Regions from separate parts of the Homo sapiens genome. Here region 1 is linked to region 2. A link is a loop called in an ENCODE intact Hi-C map of the cell type or tissue named here. Cell type or tissue: endothelial cell of umbilical vein. All regions are shown on one strand. Links, peaks and the distances in the headings refer to the core of each region. The heading gives the core; the rest is flanking DNA.

Region 1 (8,000 bases), core at 1-8,000, 210 kb before region 2:
GACTTTGAAGAATATTTTTCAGTTGTTTAAATCACCCAGTTTATGGTGTTCTTGGCATGGCAGTGCAAACGAAGACACCTTTCTCCTGACTCAGTGAAATGGAAGCAGGGAAACACCATCTGCTTCAGCCTGCTCTTTGTTTTACCAACTGCATCTCAAGACCACCTCTGGCAAAGAGCATAAGTGCTTGCCTTCTCAAAACTCACTATGTGAGCTATTAATAGTAAAATAATCACCATTTACAGGGTCCTTATGGTATGCAGGGAACTGCACTGAGGACTTACTTATCTCATTTACTCCCCTTACAAAGATCCCCTGGAAAAACTTTCCGTCTAGTTTAAAGATGAGAATATTGAGGCTCAGAAAAGCTAAGTGGCATGCCCAGTGCCAAGCAGCAAGTAAGTATAGAAGCATGGGTTTCAGTCCTGGTCTGTCCAACTCCAAAGCCACGCTCATATTCATTGTTGTATTCAGAGCCTTTCTCTACTTTTTAAATAACCTGCACAGTATATAGAACTGGGGGAAAGAAAAAGGCAAATGAGAGCAAAACCAAACAACAAACAAGAACCCTCCTACAATGCAACATGTCTGAATTCTCTTAACTCTTCAGAATTAATTGTCTGTGATACTTACACAACCAAAGAAAGAAACACCCACCCACAAGTCAATTAAGTAGTAAATCTGGAAATTTACCATTAAGATGAAAAGTCACAAGAAAATAGGATTGTGGTAGGCAAAATTCAAAGATGCGCCTCAGGACTACTGGCCCTTGGTTATTCAATATAATACAAATCTAGGTACTGCTATAAAGAGATTTTACAGATGTAAATGAAATCCCAAATCAGCAGTCCTCAAAATATGGAAATTTTTGAAGTGGGAAATTTAAAGTGACCAATTACATGAACCCTTTAAAAACAGAGTTTTCTCTGGCTGGTTGTAGAAGAGGAAATCAGAGAGATTTTAATTGTTCAAGGGATTCAATTTGAAATAGGTTTTCCCTGACTGGATAAAGGGGATGTGGGTGACCCCCAAAAGCTGAGAGGTGTCCCTGGCCAACAACCAGCAAGAAATTGGGGATTTAGTTCTATAACCATAGGAAATTGAATTCTTCAAACAATCTGAATGAGCTTGCAAGTAAAATAGCCCCAAGACCCTACAGATAAGAGCCCAACCCAGCTGAAACCATGACTTGGGCCTTGTGAGAACCTAAACTGAGAACACAGTTGAGCCCATTTGGACTTCTGACCTACAAAACTGAAAGATAATACATAGGTGTTACATCAAACCATTAGGCTTGTTATAATTTGTTACATAGCAATAAGAATGAATTCAATCATTTTGTTGTAGGATAAGGCAAATAATTGAATTGTATTCTATTCTTTTTTTTTTTTTTTTTTTTTTTTTTGCGACAGAGTCTCGCTCTGTCACCCAGGCTGGAGTGCAGTGATGGGACTGCACTGGGCTGGGACTACAGACTCCCGCCACGAGGCCTGGCTCATTTTTTTGTATTTTTAGTAGAGACGGGGTTTCACCGTGTTAGCCAGGATGGTCTGGATCTTCTGACCTCGTGATCTGCCCGCCTTGGCCTCCCAAAGTGCTGGGATTACAGGCGTGAGCGACTGTGCCCGGCCTCTATTCTTCATTTTAACAACATACATTGATTCCAGTTCTGCAACTTGAGAGCTGGAGAAATCTCTTCTACTTTTAATGGCATTAAGTTAAACCATCAAGAGACAGAGGACGGGTGCCTATTTATAAATGAAGATTTACAGTAAAATGCAGAACTGACTGATTTTCCAGGTGACTACATACCTTTAAAAATTAATATCATTTGAACATTGCTCATCATCGTGTTTATTTTATATAGACAGAGAGAAGATAATTGTTTAAGATAGTTGATGGATTTGAGTCTTAAATAAGTAAAAAGCACATGTTCTCACACTGTAATAATTTTAATCTGTCAGGGAAAAAGCAAAGCCTTAGAAACAAGTCAAAAAGTAACTAGTTAAAATTTAAAAAATCCCAATTTAGATTCTGTCAGCCATAAAAAGCAGTTTATTTTATTTCTCTGAGGACAAGGATTATTAGAGATAGAAAAATAAGTACAATAATGCCTGTAGGAAATGGAGAGACCAGGCATCGTCAGCTGGCTCCTCCCTCATTTACCAACTGAACGCTCTGCCTCCTCACAGCCCACTGAGCCTCAACACAAGGTGGCTGTGACAATGACCAATGTTATTTCATAAAGCACTTAGAATAATGACAAATATTGTTAGATACCCAGTAAATGTTTATTCTCACCCTTCTGAACTATCCACCAGTTGGTTGGGAATGCTGCCTCCCCACGCCTGATGTTTCTTTCCTATGATGGCAGCTCAGTTAATTTCAGAGCCCTGGTATGCTCAGCTTAGCACCTCCCTTCTTCGTTCCCCAGAGGTCAACTTAGCTCCTGGAGGGAAAAGACTTACCCCAGTGCAGCTTTGCCTGCACCTGGTTCTGAGGCTCAGAATTCTGAGACAGACTTCATGTTGAGTCCTCCAACCAAAGGTAACATTTCAGACTAATCTTTAATGCTGTATTTTATGTCATTACTTGTTCACAACCAAGATGGGAAACAGCGTGCTAGCTATTGAGGCTTGTCTTCTGAGCCCCCAGTAATACCTCTCAAGAAACTCTGATTCATCCCACTTTCATTTTGACATACAGGATTTTTCTACCAAAGACATGTAACTCTGGGACATGTCCTTTAATGAATGCCTTTCCTATTTACAAATCTCTCTGGTAAATTGCACTAATGCAGTTTTTCAGCCTGACAAACTCAACCCACTTGGGAGCTTTCTATCTCAGAGATAAATGAGAGGTAAACTTAATTAAATGTTTATGGAGTACCGCACCTCCCCCCGCAAAAAGTGTAACTTTAAACAATCCATTACAAAACCAACAACTGTATTTATCTCTAAATACATTCATGTTTGGAAAATTCCCCTTGTAGATAACTGTACAGCTGGAAGATGTCACATAGGCGTACTTCCTGCCTTAATACTAATATTATGCTTTCTCAATCCCAAGAGCTAACATAATTTCAATTATAAATTCACATAGTCTAAAAATGTATACCATGGTGAAATTTTTAAAAAATGGAGCTTCAGGAGAATCAAAACACTTGCAACCTAGAGCTAGTGCTACCATTAATTACAAACAGGACCTTGACCACTTGATACCATTTATAAAACTTATCTGTAAAAGAAGTTGCTTGGACTGTAATCTCCAAAGTTTCTTTCAGCTCTAAAATTGTGTCATTTTTCAGGACCAATTAACAAAGAACACAGGAGTAAAACTGCTCAGAAATGTGGAGAAGTATTTTTCCAGAAGAGGGTAAACTTCTATCAGTGAAGACCATTGCCACTAGAAATTGTTCACCTTACGAAGGTGCCAGGATAGATAAAAGTAGAATGATGGATTAGCATATTCGTTAATGTTAGATTCCATAATAGATGAACCTTCAAGGCTCAGCAGCTTAGCACAACAGAAATTTGTTTCTTGTTCATCTACTTTCTGACGGGGAGGTTCAATAGGAAGCTTACCTTGCAGGGATGCAAAGACCCAGCTCTTCCTTCCTGTGGCCCCATCACCTGCAGAGCCTCTAATCCTTCTAATCTGGGAAAATAGAGAAGAAGGCTCACCTGCTTCTTAACCACCCAGCTGGAAAGCAACACACATCATTTATCTCACTTTCTATTAGCAGTAATGGATCAGAAGACCTGCCTAGATATAAGGGAACATAAAATAGGATGTTGGCATTATAGTTCCTGAATGGGCAGCCAGCTGGCAGCAACTACTTTCCTCCATGGAAAATGGGAACTGATCTATTAAGAGCAATGCCACGTCTATCACAGTTAATGTGATGGGCTCCTCAACAGATACAAACTTTCTCTTTTCTACAGCAACTTTTACATCAGCAACTAATTTCTGCTCTATCTGTTTTTAGTGACGTGATAAAAGTCTGCTAAATAAACAGCAACAGTCATGACTCGAAGCAAGCTAATCTCAGCGGAAATTTCGTGTGAGTTTTGCTCTGTGTGCCTTTTGTTTTTAATGTGTGCAAGCAGAAATACAAGCCAGATGACTCTAAGAGAAGAAAACATGACTGCAGTTATTTCTGTCCAATCATAATAAGAACTAACAAATGAAGAATGGCTGGATTTAGGTAGAATTCCAATCGTCAAGAATTTTCTACAAAATATGTATATATTCCCTGATTACTCATTCATCATATTTTGGCTTATTGAGCTGCTGACAGAGTATATTTCTTGTTTTGTGGGAGAAAAACACTTTGAAAAGGTGGTGTGTTATTATCTAGATAGCGAAACCTTGTTTTTAATTTGCTCTCTAAGATGAAGAAAAGTCTAGATCTAATATATTCAGGTTTTAGCCCAGTAGAAACATTTGGACCTTTGGATTTTGGATTTGATAACATCGCCACCACACATTATCATCTATGAGGGAAAGCAAAACTTATTAAAGAATATAAATTCAGAACTCTAGGCCAATAACAAGTATTAACTAAAGCAGGGGCTGGAAAACTTTCTCTGTGAGGGACCATATAGTAAATGTTTTAGGTTTTATGAGCCATATTGTCTCTTTTACAGATACTCTACTTTGTATTTATAGCTATGAAATGTAAATAAATGGGCATGGCTGTGTTCCAATAAAACTTTACTTACAAAAACAGGCGATGAGCTGCATTTGACCCACAAGCTGTAATTTACTGATTCCTAAATTAGAGATGAAATGGCAGAAAACCCAAAATGGAAAATCTTGTCATGTATAGCTTGGAAAGGGCCTCAGTTTTCCTCTTCTATTTTGGAGCTATGTCTTTCAGGTTTATTTAGAACTTTCTGTATAAAATAAATAACACTTCTATCATAAACAGTTGATGAAAGGAAAGGATATTTACCAGCTGCTAATGAGCAGAGCTTGAGTCCCAGGAGACCAGGTTCTAATTTTGGCTCTGCCAGTATGGAGGATGCGATCCTCACTCGCTCCATTTAACTTCAATAGGTCTTTGTTTCTGCCTCCCTAAAATCAGGGAGTTAGCTGAGGTTACCTCAGATACCTTTTACATCTCTCAAGTTTTTTTTGTTTTGTTTTGTTTTTTGTTTTTTTGTTTTGTTTTGTTTTGTTTTTGCTGGAAAGCTAACTGCTCTAGAAAAAACCTTTGACTTGACTCAGAGGACACGGTGAGATGAGTTACATAAACTCTATAAGGCTCCATCTCCTCACCTGTTGAATGGACCTAATATTCTCTACCTGAAAGGATTAAATAAAGTCATGTATGTGAAATTAAGTAGCAGGGGGAAGGAAGCAGATTCGATGTCCCAATGTGAATGGAATCCAAATAACGTGATTTCATGACTAGTTTAAAGGAATCTTCTTCACTATTATCCTAACATCACAAGCAAAGCTGCCCACCCTCAGAATCCGGAAGCATTCTCTACCAAGTGGTCACCAAAACACAGGCAAAAGAGGCCAGGCGCAGTGGTTCATGCCTGTAATCCCAGCACTTTTGGAGGCCGAGTCAGGTGAATCATTTGAGGTCAGGAGTTCGCAACCAGCCTAGCCAACACAGCGAAATCCCGTCTCTACTAAAAATCCAAAAAAAAGTAGTTGGGCATGGTGGTGTGTGCCTGTAGTCCTAGCTACTCTGGAGGCTGAGGCAAGAGAATCACTTGAACTTGGGAGGTGGAGGTTTCAGTGAGCTGAGATCGTGCCACTGCACTCCAGCATGGGTGACAGAGAGAGACTCTGTCTAAAAAAAAAGGCAAAAGTCAAAATATGTAAACATGGCAGATCAAAGCTAATCACAATATTAAGAATTCAGTTTCCCTGGCCAGAGAGCCACTCGAAGCAGAGAGTAACCATAAATGAGGATTTCTTGACCCCCTTAACTAGATCCTCACAAAGCAATAGCCCAAATTCTCCCTTCCGTGTGACTATTTATCCCATACTAAGCCAATAACCTACATCCTAAGAGATGGCTGCAGAATGCACAATTAGGAAGAAGTTTTATTATTTTTACTGTGCTAGTCATCACATTGGAATCTTGTATAATCATGATCCAAAGTGGGTGGTATTACTCTCATTCTTACTGATGCAGAGGCTGAGGTTCCAATGGCTTAAGCAACTTGCCCAAAGACAAAACATGCAAGGAAAGACTACGTGACCTCACAGATTGTGCTCTTGCTCTTGTGTGTGACTCTCAAGAAATGATAAGAATCTTTGGGCAGAAATGCTGACAACTGAGGCAGAGAATCTGAAAACAACCTTCCCTTCAAACCTAAAAATCAGAGACTGCTTCTTCCAAACCACTGAGCTGTCAGAAGATGAATAAGGCAGAGAGACTGTCAGAATCCAAGTCAGGAGTACTAGCTTGTTCTTGACATGGTTACAGAGCCTAGGATACTGCAGGTGAATTCCACCTGGTTCTGAATGAATGAATGAATCAATCAATCAATGAGGAATTGCTCAAACTCAGGTTGCCAGTAGCATATAGGTCCATGGGTACAAAAAACTGTCATTCTGATTTTTTCTTTGTTTTTAATGCATATCCTTGCTCTTGCTACAAATCATAATTTTGGTGGGGTTGGGGGGATCCTTATTCCTCCAGCTTTCACTCTTTCAAAGTCTGACTTCTTAGTCTCTTTGGTCTCTTATTCCTCTTCCCTACTTTCTGCTTTCCACCTCTCCTTTTTCTTCATCCTAATGTTTCAGAAAGAATGCTTGAGAATATATATTTTTCTTTTTACCAGTGAAATATGGGGTGAAAAAAATACTGTATATACATTTAGATTGCCTGACTTTCCTCTATAAACTTGAAAAAAAAAACCATTAACTTCAGTTCATTAATGTAATGCCATGAGTTTCTTGTTATGAATTGTTATGGTCGACATGTTTATGTTTTCTGCAAATTCCTATTTTGAAATCCTATCCTCCAATTTAATAGTATTAGGAAGTAAGGGCTTTGGAAGGTAATAAGGTTATGAGAGTGAAGCCCTCATGAATGGGATTAGTGCCCTTATAAAAAGAGACTTGAGAGCTTGCTCTCTCTCTCGCTCTCTACTCTCTGCCACTTGAGGACACAGCAGGTAAATTGCTGCCTATGAACCAGGAAGCAGGCTGTCACTAGACACCAGATCTTCTGGCACCTTGATCTTGGACTTCCTGCCTCCAAAATGGTAGAAAATAAATATCTGTCGTTTAAGCCACCCAGTCTGCACAGCAGCAGAAACTAAGATAAGGATCATATTTTTAATGATGGAAATAATAATAAAGAAGAGGAATAAGTAAACTAAGTCTGGACTTCTCTAGAAACCAAACACTATCAGACCCAACTGGGAGATGTACTTACCCATATCAACTAATGTGCTATACTCATCCAATGTAAGGAACTCTGCACCCTCCCACACCCACCCTGCCTTTTCTCTGTACAAGGTACCATGCTAGGCCTGGAGCAAAAAGGAGATCAGGAAAAAGGCTAACATGTAAGAATATGTGATTCTAGGAACTGTCTTGTAAATTCTCAGGAAGAGAAGTTAGCACGTTTTGGAACTGAAATTAACCTTATTCATCATAAGCAAAAATATGGGGGCAAAACTGGTAGAGAAGGAGCTCTTATCCAATTCAACACACATTGCCTACAGTGATTCAGAAAAGTAGTATCCCACTTGTTCAGCACCTAACAAATGGCAGGCATTGGGCTAAATTTTTTACATTGAACGTTAGCTTCTGAACCACATTATGAGTCAGATAAAGAAAATAAGATACAAAGACTTACGTGAATTATTCCAAGTTACAAGGTATAGAAATGCACAAATGGGAATTTGAACTTGAAAAACCTGTTGGACCTTAAAGTTCGCATTGTTTTTGCAACTACTCTGCATACATGAGTGGCCTCCCCACAGTAGGAATACAGAAGTTCAACAGCAAATGGATTCAGGAAC
Region 2 (16,338 bases), core at 1-8,000:
CTTTTTAATGCATGCCTATTCCTTTACAGAGAGGTGAGGTCCTGTTAGTACTTAGTCACTTGCTTTCCTCTGCCACAAAGATTATGGATCTAAATGACCTCACATAAAATAAATGTGGGGGATGTGAGATGAACACTTTAGGGAGAGTGAGAAGCAGAGGCGCAAAGCTGCTTCAGCTCAATAGGAGATACCAGGCCCCAAAAAACTTCAGAATTGTATTTCTCAGGGAAGGTGCTAATTTAAATGCATTGGTTTTCAAATTCTCTCCTTTTGTCTACTGATTCACTGATTGGCTAGTCAGCAAATGTTTAATGAGTACCTACTTGGTCCAGGAACTACTTGCTTTAAGTGCTAGCTTTAAAACCAAACTGGACCTTCAAGTTTTCTTCACCATTACCCAATTATTTTATTATTGGATGTGTAATATTGATAAAAGAAAAAAAAACCTCAAAACAGGAAAAATACATAACGGAACTCACACTTTTCTGGTGTTTATGGTATTTTTTTTAATTAGCGTAGTGCCAACATGAAGAACTCTTTGTGATTTTGTGATTTTGAACTAAATACCATGAGCAAAGAAATAATGTCTGCACTCTTTACTTCATAATACTTTTTCATGCTAAAAAAAAAAAAAAAAAGAAAATCTGAATTTTCAATTAAAGGGACACTGTTGGTAATTTGCAAATGAGGAACCAAGACCCATGCTAACTAGTTTGTAAGAGTTAGAAATAATATTAACTCCCAATGCCATCCTCTTTAAACTCAAACTTCCCGGCTTCTGAAGAACTTTGATTTAATTTAATTGGAAGAAATGCATGGATCCCCATGAGAAAATGCCCTGGGATCAGCCATGGAAGGAGAGTAGGTAAACATCATGGTTCTTTACTAATTTCTTTCCATATAAAAAAGGAGGTTTCTAGGAAATTTCCAGAAACTTGATTACAATTTCTTCATCACATACTGATTTGCTATATATTGTTTTTCTAGCCAGGTCCATGTTCAAAAAGGGGTGAAGACTTGAGAGTATTACCCAGTGGGGTGTGTTTGTGTGTGTGTGTGTGTGAGAGAGATATTAGGACTTAATGAAATAATACTATATACTATAGGAGTGGGACCAGAAGAGAGAGAGGAAGAGAGAGATGGAAGAGGGATGGGTGAGTCAGTCTTGCCCAAAATGGTTGTATGCTTTGGCTAAATTCTCAAAGTAGTCACTCAAAGGCATATTTGATTTTGCATGTGAATAAACTAATAACTCTTGCTGAGTATCATTGTATTTTATCCCAACCAATCCCTCTCCAGAACTCAGAGCAGCTTTATCATAAATAACAATTATTGGTAAAGGTATAGTGTAACTTTACATGAAAATTGTTTTTTTCAAGGTACATACATCATGATCAAAATTTAATATTTGATGTAAATATTTAAATATCTTAGGAGCAATTATTTGATTCTCTCCCCTTTTCATATGAAATAAAAACAAATGTATGGCATTGCGTTCATGACAGTATTTACTGCTTAGCAAAGAAAAAAAGAAGTATTGAGGCAATTATTTGAATAATTATTTGAAAAATTATCTAATTAAGGAGGGAAAAATGTAAACGGTTAGCTCTAGGACACACCAGAAAACAGTTCATAGCACTTTACTGTTACAGGCAGGGAGGTTTAAAAAAATCTTTAAGATTTGTCATAGCAAGCTTTCTTCTCTTGGTTCTTGAGCTATGAAGTAGTCTTTTTCTACTCAGAGCTAAATCTTTAAAAGTAATACCCCATAATCCAAAAGTTAGGAATTCCTGAGTTTAGCTCTCACAAAAAATAATGTACCATCTTTGCAAAGCATACTGCGAAAGGAGGTCTTTTCAAATGTCTTGTCTCAAATGGGAAACAAACCTGGGACCATATTGAATCCTGCAGTTTTTTTTAATGAGGGCAAGAGTAGGGAAATCTTGCAGATAAGTCTCCTAGCTCAGACCTGGCCAAGTGCTCAGTAATGGGCAGGAGGGCAGGCAGATATCAGAGAAAGCTGCCTGTGTTCCTAACTGCAGGAGGATGGAGAAGAATCTCTGCAATTCCTCAAAAACTTTCTAAAATGTAAGGTGGACAGGTCATTTTTAAATATTGTTGCTGTTCAAGAATTGAGCCATAATGGTCCCTGGCCTCTTTTTTTATAACTAATCATACTTTTAAAAGACTATTTTTTCCAAATTTGTATTGCAATTAATGTGTGCCTGAACTATAAGACATTTTCTATCCTCCTAATTATGAAAGCAGCCTGTGTCAACCAATGGTTTATGCAGAGATTTAAGATTCCAACACACAGTTGCAAAGATCTGAAGGAAATATACAAACTGTTACACACACAAAGCAACATACACAAAACAGCAAGCACAAATATCAGTCACTGCCAACAGTTCACTATCCTAAGCAAAACATAGTTTGCACTTCTATAGAAGCTACTGGCTTCTAGAAAGAGCAAGAGTACCAGCAGTCATATTTAGCGTCTATGGTGTATTAACATATAAAGAAAACAGCAGTCATTAAAGACAACCCAGCTTTTAAAATACATATAAGTCCTTGTCCAGCAGTTAGCCAATCAGAAAGCAGGTCACATCTTGTTAGCTGTATTAAATACACGAAACGTCATGAATTCTCTATGGCTCTGTTGACAATTCAAGCCAACTGTGTTTTATCCCATAGCACAAACTTAATGGAGTCCCTTCCTAGAGTTAAAAGTCAATCTTCAATCTAAAATTCCACCAGAGCTATTCCCTAAAAGCTCTTTGGCATAAATCTTGTGGTATTTATACTCTGCAGAGAAGACTAAATTCCTAGCAATTTCCACTTCCTAAAGTGACTTTGGTGCACCTATAACAAACTCCTTTTCCGAACACTTCCACACAAAGCCCCAACTTACAGGCAGATGGACAATCCAGCAGCAAGACCTGCCAGCTGAGCTAGCACAGAGAAAAAGTCAACTGACATAAAATATTTAAATTGCAGGAGGCGAGTCTGGAGTTTTGCATTTAAAAAGTTCTGAAAGTCCTGTTCTCTCTGCTCCCAGAGTTGCTGGCTGCCTAGGAGGCTGAGTCTCCCTCTCTCAGGCACAAGATCTCAAATATGCAAAAACTAGAGCTGACTTGAAAGCTGAACCAGCTCCTGTCCTAAGGTAGAGTGATAGGGGGGCACGGCCGACAGCAATAGGAGAAAGTCTAGAGTCCCCTTGCCCCAAGCAACTGGTTTCTGATTTTAACACTGAAATATACAAACATGTGTCCCTCCAGGGCTAGTTCTGAGAAGTAGGCAGGTTTACTCTTCTGCCCCTTTTTACCTCGATTTTGGTGACTCTGAAAAGTAAATACAGGTCAAAGCAGACTTCCTCTAGGATTTGTAAAAAAGAAAATATATATATATATATATATATATATATATATATATATATATACACATATGTATATATATATATATATATATATATATACACATATGTATATATATATATAGCCAGATGCAAACAATCACAAAATTCCTTGGAATTATATCTCAAGAAACACCAACAGGACTGACTCAGAGCCTGTAAAACACCAGAGTTCTGGAAGAGCAACATTTCTGGAAACCCGGCATGTGAATCAAGTGCTGGGTTGTCTCAAGATTCCGGCAGAAACTGTCCTCTGCTACAAGAGTTGCTGTGCCTGGAAACCCAGCGTCCAAACTCGTGGATTCATCCTGGCGCTCATTTCCACGTACGTGGTAGTATCAAGTGGGACACTTCCCATAGAATTCAGCCAGAAACCCTAGGAAAAGCTCATGCATAGCTTAACAAAAATACACAAACACATCCCCAAGGTTGAAGTACTTACCTCTGTGCGAGACTGCAGTCTCTTGTTCATCTCATAGATTCGGTACTCTGGCTGTACCATGTATGGTGTATGCCTCCTATAAAATGGGCCGAAAGGAGAAGAATAGAAGGGGTCATGTGGTGTGCTGGACATCTTGCCTGCTTTTCGAAAATCAAGCTAAACAGAGTATCAGTAACGTCCATGCAGAGCACATGGGCTGTGTTCTTCCCAGTACAAAGTAGACGCACGCACACACGCTCACACACACACAGAGGCAGGCAGGCAGGCAGGCTGAACACGCTGGCTGGGAACTGCTGTCGGAGCCCTCTATAGCAGGAGAGGAGAGGGAGAGGAGAGGAGGGAGGGAAAGAGGGAGGGAGGGAGGGAGCACGGGAGAGGAGGGAGAGGGAGAGAGCAGGAGCTCCAGAGAGGGAGGGAGGTTGGTATGGAGGAAGGGAGGGAAGAAGGGAGGGAGGGAGGGAGGGAGGAGGGAGGGAGGGAGGGGGAGAGAGAGAGAGAGAGAGAGAGAGAGAGAGAGAGAGAGAGAGAGAGAGAGAGAGAGAGAGAGAGGAGCTGGATAGCTTTAGGCACCACTGCTTGTTTTTAAAGAAGCAGTTTGTGGAGAGGTCATTTCCTGTCCACATTGTAGACTAGTTCACAAATATAATTCTCCTCACAGTCTGACAAGAGGTCTAAGGTTTGGTTTTAATTTTTTTCCTCCAGCCAGGACCCTTCACAACCTGATTGCTAAGCTTGTTAGCATAGAGGTGGTCTAACCGCTACATGAGCCGCTCACCCCTGACAACCACACTGTTGTAATGTATCAGAAATGTTGATTACTACAAAATACAGAAACACGGGCACTGTGGTGCCCCGAATTGGGACCGGTGATTCACTCACATGCAGAGATTTATTTCAGCACTAATCTCCCTATGTAGTTTTGCTTTACTTGCTGTTGTTCCAAGGGCTGTTATATTCTTTGCCCTCCACTCCATCTCACTCCCATCTCTCCCCACTCACCCCTCTTCCCAGCCACCTCCCTCTTCTCCAAAGACTTCATTCAGGCCCTTAAGGTGCCTGGGCATTTTCAGGTAAAAACAGTCGTTCTGAATGTGGAAGGTATAAAATACACTTAAGGAGAGCAATGGTCTTTTTTCCCAGGAAGGAAAAACAAACAAACAAACAAACAAAAAACCCAAACAGACCTCCCAATAAGACAGGAAAAGCAAAGAAGGAGAAAACTGCCACAAAAATGACCACGGAAAATTTGGTTGAGAAGGAAATTGCAAATAATTGAATGGATCATCCCCAGATAACATGTCCAACTCTTATGGAGACAAAGTCTGTATTTTCCAAGATTGGTCAAGTAAACAAATATTTTCCCAACTGTGGTATATGATAACCATAAGAAATCCCAACAGCCCATGGAAGGGGAAAATCTCTATAGAGAATTAAACAATCTATAAAATAATCAAATTCTGCTAGAACCCACTATAACCAGAGATACGACACTTAAACAAAGCCCAGCCACACAAAATTTAAATGTATTGAGCTAACACCTAGGTAGGTCAGTGGTATTAAGGAAATAAAGCAAAGGACCACCAAAAAGCATAATGAATTCAAGACCTGAATGCAAATGCATGCAAATGAGACATTTCTTCTTTTTAATAAGCAGATTAATTAACTTTCTGCCCCAATCATGGCTTGGGTATCTCCAAGTCACTAGCCAACAGGGGATAGAGTATTGCTAATTCTGCAATTTACACTCTTAAAAATACTCAGACACAGAAAAGTGTATTGCTGTCTTGATCAGTCCTTCTTCATAATTGCATGAAATATTTGCTGAGTCCACCCCAAACTTCCAGCAGCGCAGCCTAACACACTAATGTCGCTTCCCAGGATGAGATTAGGGTAGGTATTACACTAAGGCTGCTTGGAACTTGCGCTAGGAGACCCCAAGGCAGGCGAGAATGCTTGGTTTCAGGTTTCATTACAAATCCGAAAGCTGGACCAAATTTGCTGCAAGGTTTGTCAAAACACACAACCTTCTAAAGACAGGATTTCAAACAATTTTGGCATGATTTACGTTTTGGTATGGCAGCCACTGCAAAACCTAATGGTTCCTTATGTTTAAACTCTCAAACTAAAGACATTCTGAAAGTTTAGTGTCTGCCTGAGTTTGTGTTAATGTGACCATTTCAGTGCAAGAATGAAAGTAACACCTAGGCAGGCCTGTGCAGGCCAATAGTAACAAAAAAAAATGAAACAGTTCAAAAATCCATTTAGGAAGGGAATCCCTCTCTGAATAAGGTTCTGGTTTGCTCTCATTTGTTTCTGCAGACCATTGCCAATTATAATTGGAAATATTTCTTGCCATTAATAGTGAAAGACTCTCATTTCAGAACTATCTGAAACTTGATAATGCTGATCCATATCCCTGATTCTCATCCCCGTTATTTCAGGAGTCTCCGAACTGGTCCCCCTGCCCACAGATTCACAGTCCTCTTCTAACTTGTGGTCTGTCCTTATTCAAATGAGAATGTGGATTTCAGATAAGTGAAAGCGATCATGTCCCATGTTTTCCCCCTCAGTGTTTCCCTGCTGCCAGAAGGAAAACGTGCAAGTTCCTTAGGAACATGGCATACAGGGCTCGGTAAGACCCGCACTTCTGTGCTGTCTCTTTCTCCCTCTGTCACATACACACACACACTCACACACACTCATTCATTTACTCATTTGTGTGTTCATTCATTTATTTATTTGCTATACTTGATCTTCCTAAACTTGCAATCTTTCTTATGCATGGCCACATTTGTACTTCTGGCCCTAGTTTACCTACAAACTGCTACTTATCCTTCTATTAAATTAAATTGTCTCCTCCATAAATCTTTTTAAATTACACATTCATTTGTTTATTTATTCAACAAATATTCCATTCACAGTGGATAGAGGCAGAGCCAACAGCAGGGCCAGAGCACGTTTCAACCCTAGCTCCACCATCTAGTTGTCGCGTGAACCTGAGCAAAGGACTCAGTCTCTCTGCACCTCAGTTATCTCATTGCAAGATGAGGACAATGATAGAAACTAGTCTATAAGATTGTTGCTAAGGATTAGCAAATACATCCAAATGCATTAGAACCCTGTCATCTAAACGCTCAAATAATAACATGATAGGCCGGGTGCAGTGGCTCACGCCTGTAATCCCAGCACTTTGGGAGGCCGAGGCGGGCGGATCACGAGGTTAGGAGTTTGAGACCAGCCTGACCAACATGGTGAAACCCTGTCTCTACTAAAAATACAAAAATTAGCCGGGTGTGGTGGCACGTGCCTGACCAGCTACTCAGGTGGCTGAGGCAGGAGAACTCCTTGAACCTGGGAGATGGAGGTTGCATTGAGCCGAGATCGTGCAATTGCACTCCAGCCTGGGTGACAGACCGAGACTCCGTCTCCAAAAAAAAAAAAAAAAAAAAAAAAGGAAAAGAAAAACTAGCTGGACATGGTAGTGGGTGCGTGTAATCCCAGCTACTCAGGAGGCTGAGGCAGGAGAATCGCTTGAACCTGGGAAGTGGAGGTTGCAGTGAGCCGAGATCTCACCACTGCACACCATCCCGGGCAACAGAGCAAGACCCTGTCTCAAATAATAATAAAAATAATAATAATAACATGATTATTAGGTACCTGATATCTGCTTAGGTTCTAGGGATCATTGGGAGGCCAAGGTGACATAGCACACAGGCTACCTGCCTTCCTGCCCCTTGCCATCTAGTGAGGGCAAGGGAAAGACAGTGTAGAAGAGCTAGTAAATATTTGGGAACATAATTTTAAACTATAGTGCAAGCTCTGTGCGGTGGCTCACGCCTGTAATCCCAGCACTTTGGGAGGCCGAGGCAGGTGAATCAGGAGGTCAGGAGTTTGAGACCAGCCTGGCCAACATAGTGAAACCCCATCTCTACTAAAAATACAAAATATTAACCACGTGTAGTGGCAGATGCCTGTAATCCCAGCTACTCAGGAGGCTGAGGCAGAAGAATCATGTGAACCCGGGAGGTGGAGGTTGCAGTGAGCTGAGATCGCACCACTGTGCTCCAGCCTGGGCAACAGAGTGAGACTCCATCTCAAAAAAAAAAAAAAAAATTCATCCTCCCCCTTGGTGTCGTCAGTGTAGTGTAGTTTCTATATTCTTCTATTAGAGGACTTATATTAATACATAAAAGGAACAAATACTGTCACTTGTTCAGTACTTGCTATGTGCCAGCCACTGTACTGAGTGGTCTACACAATCACTCTTAGTTTATCTTGCAATAAATCTATGGAATTGATTTGATTACTATTCCCATTTTACCCAATGGGAAACTGAGGCTATGAGAGGCTAAGAAAGTTCTTTGAAGTCATGCAATGAATAAGTGACAGAGACAAAATTCACAGCCAGTTTGCCTGACTGCTTGACTTAAGCATTTTGCTGCTCAGAGGTCAGGTCCATCCTCATCTCAAGGGCATTTCTGTTCTTTGTCCCCGGTGGCCAGCGTGGTGCTGAGCCCATAGTAGATGCTCAAGACACATGGACCTGACTAAATGGAAGAAGAAGCAAAGGATAAAGTGGCTCCCCTCACTTGGATTTTATTCTTCGTTGTCTTGCTTAGTTTCAGACACTCAATGCCCCCTGCCTCGCTCCGACCCCTGTCCCTGAAGCCCTGCCCTGCAAATCACCACTCCCATCTTTGTTATTGTCCCAGATCTCCCAGCATAGATTCCTAAATCCACAAGCTAGGAGTTGAATCCTTTGCACCGCCAGGTTACCGGGTTGTCTTTGTCGTTCATCTGTTTGTCTTCTTTCTTGCTTCTTGAAGGATCAGCTATGACTGGTCTTCTGGGTCAAGGATGAGCTAAGAAGTGAAGAAAACAAAGTGCTTATTTTAAGATTGTAAATCAACTCCTTCAGAAAACCATAGAGAATTGCAAGTATGCAGTATTTGTACCCTAGCAAAGAATAAACAAGTCTAACCCCCAACACAACAGTTCTATTACCCCCAAAGATTAAGCCATGCTCGTTTACGCATCATTTTGTGTATTGAGTATGAATGAGTTCCCAAAGTCCTCATGCAGACGTTCAGGGTGCTCTAAAAGCTGGCCTGCCCTTTACACTCGGGACCTAATTTAGCTGCATTCACCTTAGGTTTAACCCAGAGAATGATTATTGTTCCTTTAAGTGGAAATACTTACCCACAGTTTAAAAAGTGAAGAATTTCACATACAATCCAGATTTTCATCTTCTCTGAAAAATTATAAGCTCTGACCACCCTTGGCCCCATCCCTGCTGCATGGCAGTGTGCAGTGGGGCCAGCCTCTTTGTGCTTGCCCGTTCACCATGGTCTCTGTCACTCTACAGCCGTCCCCTCCAATGTCCCTAATTTCCATTTACCTGCCTGGTTCTTCCAAGTATTTGAAACATTGTCCTTTTTCTTAATCTATCAATTGCATCCTTTCCAAATCCTTCAACCAAGCACTGTTTGCTTCAGACAGCCAGCTTTCTTACCACTCTTCAATTCCCTTTCTCTACCATTCCTTACCTCTTTCTTTCTTTTTTTTTTTTTTTTTTTATGGAGTTTTTGCTCTGTTGCCCAGGCTGGAGTACAGTGGTGCAATCTTGGCTCACTGCAACCTCCACCTCCTGGGTTCAAGCGATTCTCCTGCCTCAGCCTCCCAGGTAGCTGGGATTATAGGCGCCCACGACCATGCCTGGCTAATTTTTGTATTTTTAGTAGAGACAGGGTTTCACCATGTTGGCCAGGCTGGTCTTGAACTCCTGACCTCAGGTGATCTACCCACCTTGGCCTCCCAAAAAGCTAGGATTACAGGCGTGAGCCACCTCGCCCAACCCTTCCTTACCTATTACTGTGCCCTATACAACCTGCTTCTTCAGTCAATAAGCATTTCACTAATAGGTAAAGGCAAGGTAGAGCTGAGATGTGGTGAGGAATACAGATAAATGAAAACATAGAAGGCGTGGCAGATTTCAACCCTGGTGCCACCACTTAGTTGTCACGTGAACCTGAGCAAATGACTCAGTCTCTCTGCACCTCAGTCATCTCATTGCAAGATGGGGACAATGATAAAAACTAGTCTATAAGATTGTTGCTAAGGATTAGCAAATACATCTGACAGCATTAGAACCCTCACATCTAAATGCTCAAATAATAACATGATTATTAGGTACCCAGCATCTGCTTAGGTGCTAGGGATCATTGGGAGGCCAAGGTGATGTGGCACACAGGCTACCTGCCTTCCTGCCCCTTGCCATCTAGTGTCTGCCTTCAGGCAACTTAGCAGACATGCAAAACTATGCTTCTTTCATTCAACAAGGTATATATTGAGCCCCTACTATGTACTAAGCACCATGCCAAGTGCTGGTAATATTGCTCCAACAACCAAACCGAAGGAAACACAGAACTAATCCCTTACTCCAGGAGAGAGGTGGTCTAGAATAATGTTGTCAGCGATGGGCTTTGGAGCCTCACCGCCTTGGCTTGAATCGTGACTCCTGCATTTAGCTGTATGACGTTGGCATTTCATCTGTCTCTGCCTCAGTTTTCTCATCTCATCTGTAAAGTGGAGTTAATAGCAACCCTATGATTCCTATGAGGATAAAACAAGCTAATGCATATATGTTGATTAGAACAGTGCCTGGCATTTAGTAAGTCCTCATAATTATTAGTTATTATTAGAAGAGGCAACGGGCATTAACCAATATCAGAAGCACATGTAAAGTGACACTGTGAAGTATAGAAGGCAGGCTGGGATAAGGAGGAGGCATGAGCAGTAGAGAAGCGGCCAAAAAAAAAAAAGGTCTAAGGCATAATATGATAGGCATCTCCATATTAATAAACAAAATGCTAATTTACAAAGAGCCTTGAAATAAGGAGGGATTCATTCAAACTAGTGAAATCAAGGAAGGCTTCACAGAGGAGTTGGCATTTGTATTTAGCCTCATAGGATCAGTCCCAAGACTAAGATGAAAGTTTGAGAAAGTTCACGCCAAGCAAAGCGGACACCATGGAAATGAACATATTTGACATCAAGCAAAGTCAAACAACTTGGTGAAGGCAGAGATAGTAAAAAGATGATGAAGTTCAATTCCAGGAGACCTGAAAGTGCCATCTGAAGGAATTTGCAGTTTATCGCCTGGGCACTGGGAAGCCAATAAGTGGTTTGCTCAAGCAAGATGACTTGCTAATACAAGGAGGATAAATTAGATTCAGAGCGACTCAAGAACTTAACTATGCTTTGGGAAGTTGATTTTGGTCAACAAAGTCCCCAGCATACATCTGTTCAGAAAATTCTCTCAGAGCACATGAAACAGAAGACCCAGAACAGATATTGAAAAAGCTCTCATTGTTCTTGGCTACCACCTAGAATTAAGATCTTTTATGACTTTGTGGAACTTCAAGGTCATCTTCTAAACAGCACCAGTAGTCATTGTCCAGGCTTTCAAAGTTTATAAATTGAATTCAGAGTTGAGAAGGGCATTGCTGAGTACATCAAAGAGCTTGGAAATCTGTCTCTACCCTGCAGTCTTAGAATTGTCTTGGATTTCCTTTATTGAGGTGTTTGCTGTCATTCTCTAATGTCCTTTTTCTTTTCTTTTTTTTTTTTTTTTTTTTTTGAGGTGGGGTCTCACTCTGTTGCCCAGGCTGGAGTGCAATGGTGCGCTCTTGGCTCACTGCAACCTCTGCCTCCTAGGTTCAAGCGATTCTCCTGCCTCAGCCTCCCAAGTAGCTGGGATTACAGGTGTGCACCACCATGCCCCGCTAATTTTTGTATTTTTAGTGGAGACGGGGTTTCACCATGTTGGCCAGGCTGGTCTCGAACTCCTGACCTCAGGCGATCCGCCTGCCTTGGCCTCACAAAATGCTGGGATTACTGGCATGAGCCACCACGCCCAGCTCTAATGTCTTCTTGACTAAGCCAAATGTAATTAGAAATTATAATGACTAAGAAAGGCCATAGCCATTGAGAACAGCTTATTTCAAGAGTATCAACAGTGAAATCCAACCTCATAGCATGGACCACTTAATGTTCATTTAATTATTAAACAGGTCATCCCTGAGTACCTGCAATGTGCTGGGCCCTCCTCTTTTGGACTCTGTGGGATCAGATCCTCTCTGACCTCCTGCCTTTCCAACCACATCTGTGCCTGTATTCACCCAGCCAACACCACCTGCCATGACACTTCTACTTCATTCCCAATATATGTCAGATTCTTTCTTCTAGATTGTAGGACACTCCTCTCTTGGCCTTAGCATGGCTAGCTCCTTCTCAGCTCAAGATGTTACCTGTTCAAAGAGGCCATCCATGACCAAGTTATATAAATAATTTATCCATGCTCCATTACTTTCTCTCACTGAATTCTGTTTGTTAGGTCTCTGACACTGATCACCATCTGTAATTACATCTGTATTTGTTATTTACTTGTATATTGCCTGTGCCTGTGTTTCCTCTGAGATTATAAATTCCACAAGGGCTGACAATGTGCTGGTTTTATACACCAATGTATAAAAAATTCTGTACACTCAGAATTTCACATAAGGTTTGGCACATGCAGGAACTCAGTATATTTTTTGAAAATAAATAGGTGAAATATCTGAATGCATCCCTGGAGCTGTCCTGGCAAATTATATCTCTTAATTCCAGGCTGAGCTATTCATATAATAGTGATGTATAAAGGCTATTTTTGTTCATTTATTAATGCAATTGGGTACTTACTACAAGTCAGGTACTGGGAAAACCAAACTGGGCAAATTTGATAACTTGAGAGGCTCCCTTTCCAGGAACCAATTCCCTAGAAAGCCCTTTGTCATCATTAATTATTTCATATCCAGAAGACCTCAGAGCTGCTATTGAGACTTCTGTGATCCACTTCTGACCTATGGAAGACCATGCAGCCAAGTGTCAAGGACGCTGTATTCTCTATCCAGCTTTGAACCTTTCTCAGTGTGACAATTGGGTTAAGTCATATCACTGCAGTTAGCTTGAGTTTCCGTACTTGCAAGATGCAGATAATAGCACTAACTTCATAGGGCTGTTATGCGAATTGAGGAATATTTTCTGCCCCTAATAGCCAATAGCTGTTACGAAGTGTCAAGCATTGTTCCAAGCATTTTATAAATATTGATTCATTGAATCCTTAACACAATCCCATAAGAAAAAGACTATTTTGTTCCCACTCTCTAGGTGAGGAAACAGATGCTCAGAGAGTCTGAGCAACTTGCTGTGGGTCTCACAGATAGTAGCTGGTGGAATGGGAGTGGAATGAGGGGCGTCTGGCTCCCCTTGTTGATGCTCTCGGAGGGTCCACAGTCTCTGTTCATCTCCACACTCAATTGTGAGCTGCTTGAGGGCAGGTGACACATGTTTTTCATGAAATAAGAAAAATATAAATGAGAGAATGAAGACAGAGTATCATTCAAGATTCTTCTGCTTGTAGAAAAAAAAAACACTCCAAATGTCTTAAGTAAAAAAGAAAAAAAAGTGAATTTATTTGCTTATCTAATTGGAAAAGTCAGAAGCATTTGAGTTCAGGTTCAGTAGGATCCAGGGGCCCAAACTACATCTCCAGGACTTGGAACCTGTGGCCGCCCCTGTAGGCAGGCTTTCCTCACTTGCTGGTAGACTCTGCCCATGTGGTGACCGTGGGTAAGGCTGGGTTCATATTCTCCCACTTTAGCCCAGCAGAAAGAGAGGTTTCTTTTCCAAGAGTTCCAACAAAAATCCCAGTTTTGTGTCTCATTGCCTGATTCGGACATAAAAACCAATCTCTGCAGCCAAGAGAGTGGCCAGTCCTGGGTCACATGCCCACTCCCCCAGCCCGGGGCAGGTTGGCCCCCCTAAATCCAGGGACCCAACAAAATGGCAGGGTTCTGTTACCAGAAGGTGAGTGCATTTATAGGTATAGCCACCCACAAAATATACATTCAAGTCCTAACCTTTAGTACCTGTGAATGTGAGATTATTTGTAAATAGGGTCTTTGTGGATGTAATCAAATTAAGATGAAGTCATACTGGATTAGGGCGAGCCATAAATCTGATGACTAACGTTCTTACAAGGAGAGACACAGACACACAGATACACACATGAAGAGGGAAGCAGAAGCTAGAGCGATGCAGCTACAAGCCAAGGAACACCAAGGACAGCCAGAAACCACCCGAAGCTGGGAAGAGGCAGGAATGAAGTCTTCCTTAGAGCCTTCAGAGGGGGCATGGGCTGCCGAGACCTTGATCTTGGACCTCTAGCCTCTAGAACTGTAAGCGAATACATTTCTGATTATTGAAGCCACTCAGTTTGTGGTACTTTGTTACAGCAACCTTAGCAAACTAATAGAGAATGGATATGGGTTCTGCATGCAAAGCCTCTGCTACCCAACCACAAAGAGGCTGACTTGGCTCAAAACAGAAGAGACTGCAAGGAGACCCACCTGTTTTCTTTTCCTTTACTAACAAGGGTAATAACAATAACAATACTAATGTCATTTACTGATTGCCTACTAATTGTCATGCAAATGTAAGGTCTGGTAACTCACAAAAAATTATATCATTGGATCCTCACACCACCCCTGCTGAGTTAGCTAAGTTTTCCTCCAAGCACAGGGAGCTATCAAACAGGAATAGAGTCCTCCTTCTTCTATTTAGGTACATATTAATCTTTATATGAACCCTCCCTCCAAATCTCTCTCTCTCTCTCTCTCTCTCTTTCTCTCTCTCCCCGCCCCCCCCACACACACACACGCACACACACACACTGCCGTACCACTAAACTGTGCTTGTCCCAGAATGGGTGGCAAATATTTACAAATGAATAAATGGCAGCCTTTTAAAAATTGTGTTCTAACTTACTAAAAATTATTATCTGTGGTATGATTTTCTCTTCGTGCTCTGTTTTATCAGAACTAACTTTGAGCCATTTTCCTGCCCGATCTGCCAGAACTGCTGTCACTCATCCTGATTTCAGCCATGTGCCTCCTGCCTCTCTTTCCCTCCCCTGGAGCTTTGAGAGACAACTTTTGGATTGGCGGCTGACACCAGGATGCCTCCGGACACCCTGGAGGCTGGAGAAAGACAGTGTGCTGCACAGCCTCACACAGCCTGCCAAGGACAAACTTCCTCTGCGCGACTTGGACCTAGACAATCGTTCTCTGACAAAGGAATCCCCAAGCCTGCGCCTTCGTGGAATTGACTTTTGAGTCCCTTTATTACTGAGACTGACATCTGAAGCACATGTATGTTTTTCTTTCATAAAAGCTCTACCCTAATCCAAGATCAAACAATTTATTTTGAAAATAACTGTACAGAATGGTACATTTTCCAGAACCAAACAGGTTTCCCCTGTCATTTGCCATCGCCTTTGAAGTATTTAATAGCTGAGGTAACTTGGAGAAACGACTGTGTTCCTGAAAACTGCACTTACTGTCGCTCCTGTTTGCAAGGGACTTAGCATTTACTCACTGCTTTTATCAGTCCACTTTTTGCTTTTATCTGCTTTGTTTCCCAAGTGAATTCTCATTCATAGTTTTCTACACATCATTTCTGAGAGCCACGGAGGATTTCCTTCTGGGAATGGACCTTAACTGATCTCAATGTCCCCTGCTGTTGATATTTGCATTATTTCCAATTTTTCTCTAATACAGCAATCCTTGATAAATATCCTTATATCTCTTTGTATATCCATATGTGTCCACATCAAAACTCTAAAAGTAAAACCATTTTAAGGCAAGGGGCATGTACTTTGTAAACCTTTTGTTACATATTGCCAAATTGCCCTATAAATGAGTTCTGTGGATATAGTCCCACCAGTAATTTTTAATTTTGATTTCATTTTTATGTTGATGAGCATGATACACATTCATGAAGAAAACTCATGCAATACTTCAAAGTGTGAAGAAAAATGTGAAATGCACCTGATTTTCTGCTCTGATTTTCTCCACTGTAGAGGCTGTACAGAAGGATCTAGCAGCTCATCTCTTTGTGCATGGGCTGAGTTCTCCAGCCACCATGCCTCCACTGGGAGCTAGTGGAAGGAAACCCACCGTATGGATGCAAAGCACTGTAGCTGACAAATCTTTGAGTGTTTTTTAATTTTTCACAATCATAAACAACAGGGCAAAGAATTCCCTGGAATTCATCCTTCAGCACTGGACATAAATGCCACTTCTTCTTTTTTTTTTTTTTTTTTTTTTTTTTGAGACAATCTCACTCTGTCACCCAGGCTGGAGTGCAATGGCGCTATTTCAGCTCACTGCAACCTCCGCCTCCCGGGTTCAAGCGATTCCCAAGTAGCTTGGACTATAGGCCAACCATGCCTAGCTAATTTTTGTATTTTTAGTAGAGACCGGGTTTCACTGTGTTGGCCTGGGCTGGTCTCGAACTCCTGACCTCAGGTGATATGCTCACCTCGGCCTCTCAAAGTGCTGGGATTACAGGCATGAGCCATCCCACCCGGCCCATAAATGCCACT

What was found. Hi-C counts contacts between places; a loop is a spot of excess contacts. Peaks named below come from ENCODE experiments on the same cell type or tissue, not always from the same donor. Only the 100,000 strongest peaks of a DNase experiment are listed, where the experiment ranks them.
Region 1: a loop joins it to region 2, with 2.2 times the contacts of the local background. A loop is called at or near these places in 2 of 110 quality-filtered maps.

What each region holds. Positions count from the first base shown.
Region 1 is chr4:16,680,240-16,688,239 of GRCh38, forward strand. All of the region lies in intron 2 of LDB2 (LIM domain binding 2), which reads right to left. Among named protein-coding and RNA genes, the nearest start is that of LDB2, 210 kb to the right of the region's middle. In endothelial cell of umbilical vein, for the core only: no CTCF peak of the experiment used is centred there; DNase peaks (open chromatin) are centred at 4,062 and 6,122; H3K27ac peaks cover 3,111 bases.
Region 2 is chr4:16,894,500-16,910,837 of GRCh38, forward strand. It overlaps LDB2 (LIM domain binding 2), which reads right to left and starts at 4,146. Exons shown (of 8, transcript NM_001290.5): 1 at 3,855-4,146. The coding sequence starts at 3,986. LOC107986188 (a long non-coding RNA gene) reads right to left here and starts at 621. Exons shown (of 2, transcript XR_001741396.2): 1 at 447-621. RefSeq lists enhancers at 13,703-14,244, 14,245-14,786. In endothelial cell of umbilical vein, for the core only: no CTCF peak of the experiment used is centred there; DNase peaks (open chromatin) are centred at 142, 2,572, 4,042 and 4,552; H3K4me3 peaks cover 3,661 bases; H3K27ac peaks cover 2,641 bases.